Linked DNA regions of Mus musculus: region 2 is linked to region 1. A link is a loop called in an ENCODE intact Hi-C map of the cell type or tissue named here. Cell type or tissue: heart. All regions are shown on one strand. Links, peaks and the distances in the headings refer to the core of each region. The heading gives the core; the rest is flanking DNA. Region 1 overlaps Lpp (LIM domain containing preferred translocation partner in lipoma). Region 2 overlaps Lpp (LIM domain containing preferred translocation partner in lipoma).

Region 1 (2,917 bases), core at 184-2,683:
CCTTGGCACAGACTTGAAAATGCGGCTAGCTGGGAGCTAAAAGTCTGCCTTTAGTTTTGGGACTTTGGGAGGACAATTGATTCTCTAATGTTATTTTAGTTTTGTTTCTATGTGTGTGCTTATGTGCATGTGTTTGTGTGTTGAGGACACTTTAGAATGGTATAGATAATCTCATGATATTTTAAAACTAGGGCCACCAATCAGAAATATCCATATCAGAATATGTTTTACTAGTGTGTGTTTGTTTCATGAAAAGAAATGTTAGCATTTTGTATTTGATCACTGTGCATAAGAGGACAATCTCCCTGTCCCACCACAGGGTTGGCTGAGGACGGTTTTTGACTAGGTAACAAAGATAGTCTTCATCCTTGTATGAGGAAGTTAACGATGGAGATCTTTAATAACTTGCCCAAGGTCATTGGTAAGAGGGAGAAAGGTGGACTGGCTCCAGATGCCACGTGCAGTTCCTATTCCTCAGGCCTGCAGAGTGCAGATGAGGTGAGCGAGCTGGGTTCCTTATCCTCCTGGCCTAGGAGAAACTGAGGCAGAAAATGTAGGCCACCACAGAATTCATGTTCTGCCACTTATTACATGATACTATATATTCTTGAGCAAGACATCTTTTTTTGAACAATAATGACCGCTTTCCATGCCGAGTTTGTGAGATTCTTCACAAGAACGACCAGTTCTCATCGTTTTCCATGCCTCTGTGAAGTTCTTCCTCCCTCCCATATGAGTGGAGTCATCTCTTCCCGTTTCTTTATCAGGATTATGGGAGAACTGAGATAACGAATGTAGAAATGTTTTGCAAACTGATGGATAAAACTGGACTCAGTGCCCAATGCCCATAAGTAACTTCTGTCTTGTTTAATTTACAGAGCTGAGCACATCGTCTGGCTAAGCCTGTGACCATTGTCCATTCCAAAAGCCAAAGGCTGCTGGAGGTAAGAGAGGACTGGAGTCTTCACAATCCTATCAGGCTAATAGACGTCTGACCCTATGGTGCTAGAGGTTCATTTCCTGTGGTAGAGACACCGCAGTACTTTATGGTCAGCAGGCTTCTGGAAAGGTCTAAGACAGTAACCTGCCCTCTGATTTACTTTTTCCTTTCAATTTCTATCCTTTTAGCATCTAAAATGCAAAAATCTGGACAGTTTGGGAAATTGACGTTTAATGGACATTTGAGAACCTGCAGTTTTACTCTACAGTAGGAAAGTCTTTTTCCACAGTTGTATCCTGCGATTGGGCAATGCATGGCAGGCAGACTTCCCACTCTGTTTCCTCATGCTCCTTCTTTGAGTGTAGTTTTTACTAAAGTGGACTGCCAGAATGGTTTGGCTCTGAATGAGCCAAAGAATGCTTCTCTGGGTTAGTCCTTGTGCCTTGCCTGCCAGATGAGTCCTCTAGCCCCACAGGTCAGAGAGAGCATTCCTGAGGCCTTCCTTATGAGGTTGCCCAGAAAACAGAGCGGGATAGACGAGAAAGGGGCATCTTTAGTTCAACTCATCTTTTCTTCCTTATAGACAACCTGCTGATAGCTGAACCTTCCTGCAGTCCTGCTTTGTTCAGTGGGATCTGCCATGTTTCTTTCCCAGCAGGTCAACATGATGCTCCTAACTTGAGGCCTTGGAGTAGAAAGCTAAGATTGGATCATTTACAATGCTGTAATCATTTGTTTCATAGACTATTGTGTTAATAACATCAGTCAGTGTACTATTTCAGTGACGATGAATTGCAAACCTGACCTCACACAGTTCTTTAAAAAAAGTTAAAATTGGTTGCTACTGCCCCGTAATCACAGAAATTACCAATTTATAATCAAATAGAAATTATAGTTTTAGTCTAATATGATATTTAAAGCTAATATTTATCAAATAGAGTAAATGTGAAGCAGGTGGGTGACAGGAATTGAGAAATTTCTAGAATTAACACAGTTGTGAGTCTAGTTGGATTTTTTTTAGTTCTATTGAAGGAAATGCTGTAAAGAAATGTGTATTCAGAAATATATGACATACATATATACATACATATATATGTATATATATCTTTTAGTCTTACTGTGTTATACACAATGTCTCCACAAAAACTTGTTTTTAACATGTCATTTTCATGGACAAATATGTCCAATGAAAACTTCTTGAAGGCATCTCTTGTTTTAGTTTTTGATTGTCCCTATGACATGTACCTTTAAGTCAGAAAGGAAGGGAGACAATATCCCCCCATTCTCTGACACTGATATAGCACTAACTTTCAGGGGACCTGGTCAACTCATCCACTATCAACATCCTAACAAAGAAGTAGAACCCTCTTCTGTCCTTTGACTAATCCAGGGTGAACCATTTCACCAGCTAGGACAGCTCAGAGTGCTAAACCCAGAGGGGATTTAAAAAGTGAAACTGCCTGAATTTTCTACTTCAGAGATCTAGAGAGCTGCTCCTCCAAGGCCTTCACCTATCACGTACCTATTTCCTTAGCTTCCATTTATTAAATGCTGATACAGCAAGTTTTGAGGATCATCTAGTTAACTGTATTCACTTTCCTACCGAAATCCATCTCAAGACAAAGAGATATTTTAATTAAACCTTGAAAAGTTACAGTGACTGTTCTTTAAAATGGGAAATCAAGCATCTCTCTCTTTCTCTCTTTCCCTACCTACTTATTTACCTATCTGCCTATCTCTCCATCTATCTACTGACATCTACCTACCTCATCTGTCTGTCTGTCTGCCTCCCTGCCCGCCTGCCTGTCTGTCAGTCAGTTTTTCTGTCTCTGTATTGGTTTGTCAGTCATCTGTCGAGCAATGTAATCCCTGTCTTTTGGATTTATAAACTGGTGTGAACTGAAGGATAGAATGGTTTCAACCTTTGAAAGATGGAGGACTAAGTGTTCTGGGAGCATGACATAAACATGTACAACA
Region 2 (2,917 bases), core at 232-2,731, 64 kb before region 1:
TCACAAGGCCTCAGGAATCTCTCCTCACACAGCTTCATCCATGGCCCGTGTTTCCACGGTGGAGAACAGAAGCCTCTGAGATTTGCTAACCTTGCCGCCCTCTCTTCCAATCTGGTTCTCGTCCCTTTAAGTGAGCATAAGAAAACAAATCAAAACCAAACCAAAGCACCGTTTCTCCCCTTTCTAAGTTCAGGGTGTGAATCACTTCTCCCTGCCCTCTGCATTTCTGTGAATGTTTCCTAGATGGACTCAGTGGGCTTCCAGTAAAGACAAACAGCTCAGAGAGCAGATTGCACTCACACTCACAGCCTGAGTCCTGTGACCCAGACATTGGAACTCAGTGCCTAATATGGTAATAAGAGGAGCAGGAGAGGGAGCCGACGAGGATGCCAGACATGCAATGCATTGCTAAGAAATGTACGTGCACTACTGAAGAAACAGGGCGCTTGCTCCTTGATTTCCACGTTATGTAGGACATGAACTGTGAAGTTCTGAGAAAGAAGCCAGTGTTCCAGGCATCTGCCACAGGGAAAAGTTTATTTTCCCTTTGCTCTTCAGACATGAGTCGGCTTAATTCAGTTAGTGTTCAAATCAATGCTAGCATGGGATGGGAACTAAGAAATCATTCTTACAGCCAGCAGACATAGGTTTTCTGCCCAGTTCGACTGCCATTCAACTGTGAAACGCACTTTCTTCCTGGCGTGCCTTTTTCAGCCGTGAAGTGGCTGGATGCTGTGATCTCCAAGACATCTAACGTATCTGTTTGCTTTCCTTCTAATTTTGTCTGAGATAATTTCATTTCCTGTGGAATTCCCCAAACAAAGCATTTTCTAATTCTTCCAGATACTTTCTGTGACTTGAACTAAAAAGACAGAATAAATACTGGCTTTGCATTTCCATTGTGACTTCCTTAAGTATGTTTGGCAGACTGTTCCCTGTGCTTGGCAGAGCTTTTCTCGATCCTAGGCACATTATGCCTTTCTTCCACCTTGGTCCACCTCCTTTCCCCATTCTCTTATCTCTGGACAATCAGTGTGTGTAGGGAGGCATCTAGTACATGGCGCAGGTTTACACCACAGTTTTACACTAATTCAATGCAGCCTTTCCATGGCCTTGCCCAGTCATTGCTGCTCTTATCCATTCAGCCTGCTTTATGGGAGAAGTGGGGCCAGCAGGAGGGAGGTCCCACTGCTTCCCTGCACTCTACAAGATGGAACTGGGCATGAGAGAGTTTTCCAGGCAGGGACTGGATGAGTCACTGGGCTGTCACAGATGTTAAATAAGACTGAGAGAAGAATGGAGTGTGGTCATCTGCGTGTGAGGCAATGAAAGGCTTTGAATGCTTTCTGTCTTTATGGGTTCTGCAATCTGTTATCCCTAAGTGCTGTAGTCTTGTTACGGGCATCTGTGACTTACCCTTTTGGTAGATGGTTGTAGTCAACGCTGACCTCTCCCCATTCGCAAGGTGTATTTCTAACATAAGATAAAGGAACTTTCTCTGACAGAAGATAAAGGAAATTCTTGACAGATTTCCAGCCTTGTGGTTATTATATCGCAATGGCAGCTTGTCTATCCCAAGTAACTGTAGAAAGTTACTGCTCTGAGAAAGCCATAGGGCATTAGGAGTCCCCCTTTCCCTTGTTAAGGACCCTGCAGGAACTACATTTCCCTGTTACAGTTTAGGCTGGCTATAGAGCAGCCCCCTGGTCCTGGGAGAAAGGGGAGGGCAGAGATGAAGCTGTATAACAGAGGGGTTGCTTTGGAGAGATCGGGAGACAAGAGGTCTGTGTTCTGGGGAAGCCATGTCAGAGCTCACTCTTGAGTCATGCTTCATTCTCCAGATCCTCATTTCTCTGTCTGGCAAATACGATTGGTCCTTGAAAGTCTCTTCTAGCCCCAAAGCCTACAGATCAGTTTCTTTGTGTTTCATGTTGTTCCTTCTTGTTCAGCAGTACCAAGTGGATCGATTTGCATCAAATTGCCATTGTGTTCTTTAACACCAAACAGAGCCCAGACAAAGCCACACTTTTGCCTTAGGTGTTCACTGTAATATCGAGATCAGATTCTTCCGTGTAGCGTCTGACTCCCCTTTATCACCTAGTTCCAACCCATGGTGCTCGTCGAGGGCAACCGTTTGCTTGTCTGGGTGGCACCATCTTAAAGATGACCTGAGTGTGAGCACTTTGTGCTGTACAGTATAAAAGAATGAAGGCACTGAACACTGTGCATGTTGACTTCTTCTCAGGGCCAGAACCGAAGGGTAAAGAGCAAGCACGATTTCTGGGATTCTCTAGCAGTCTCTACAAATAGCTCAGAGGTAGACGTAGGGACACCGAGACCAGTGCATCTTCTGCTTCAGTAAAAGCATAAATTTTAATGGTTACAAATGCGTGGTGCTATTATGAGGAAACCACAGGAAAGACCAGTCATATAAACAGTAATAATTTATTGACCATGACTAATCCTTTGGGGAGTATGATAGATGACGTAGGCTTATAAGCGCTTTACAGTGGACTAACCCCTTCCACATTCAGTAATTCACCAGCTCTCTATACCTTGTCCATAAGGGTGGCAGGCTTGTGAGTGTTACCTTCATTTTACTAATGACCACAGTGAGGCTCAAAGAGAGCTGTTGGGCATTTGGTGAGAAGGTGGCAGGATGGAGAGTGTTTGTGGTTTTAGGCTGGTACCTTTATTTTTGTTTAAGGTTTAGCTTTCCTGATAAAGCAGCATGAGGGCCCACACTCTGGTGTGCCCATACACAGCTCTATGCAGACCAGAGGATGGTAGGGGATGCTATTTCATTAGTCTTGAATGCTGTGATGTTTGGTGACTGGTTCTGTGATTAGCAGGGCTATGTGTCAGTCTGTTTCTCTTCTCAGCTGAATTATGCCTGCCCCGCTGATGGACAATAGTG

What was found. Peaks named below come from ENCODE experiments on the same cell type or tissue, not always from the same donor. Only the 100,000 strongest peaks of a DNase experiment are listed, where the experiment ranks them.
Region 2: it touches region 1 in a loop (2.0-fold over the local background); 4 of 42 quality-filtered maps call a loop at or near these places.

Annotation. Positions count from the first base shown.
Region 1 is chr16:24,558,714-24,561,630 of GRCm38, forward strand. It overlaps Lpp (LIM domain containing preferred translocation partner in lipoma), which reads left to right. Exons shown (of 13, transcript NM_178665.5): 4 at 879-944. Among named protein-coding and RNA genes, the nearest start is that of Gm24440, 150 kb to the left of the region's middle. In heart, for the core only: no CTCF peak of the experiment used is centred there; a DNase peak (open chromatin) is centred at 1,318.
Region 2 is chr16:24,494,408-24,497,324 of GRCm38, forward strand. The region is part of intron 3 of Lpp (LIM domain containing preferred translocation partner in lipoma); the gene reads left to right. Among named protein-coding and RNA genes, the nearest start is that of Gm24440, 89 kb to the left of the region's middle. In heart, for the core only: no CTCF peak of the experiment used is centred there; DNase peaks (open chromatin) are centred at 344 and 1,234; H3K27ac peaks cover 2,397 bases.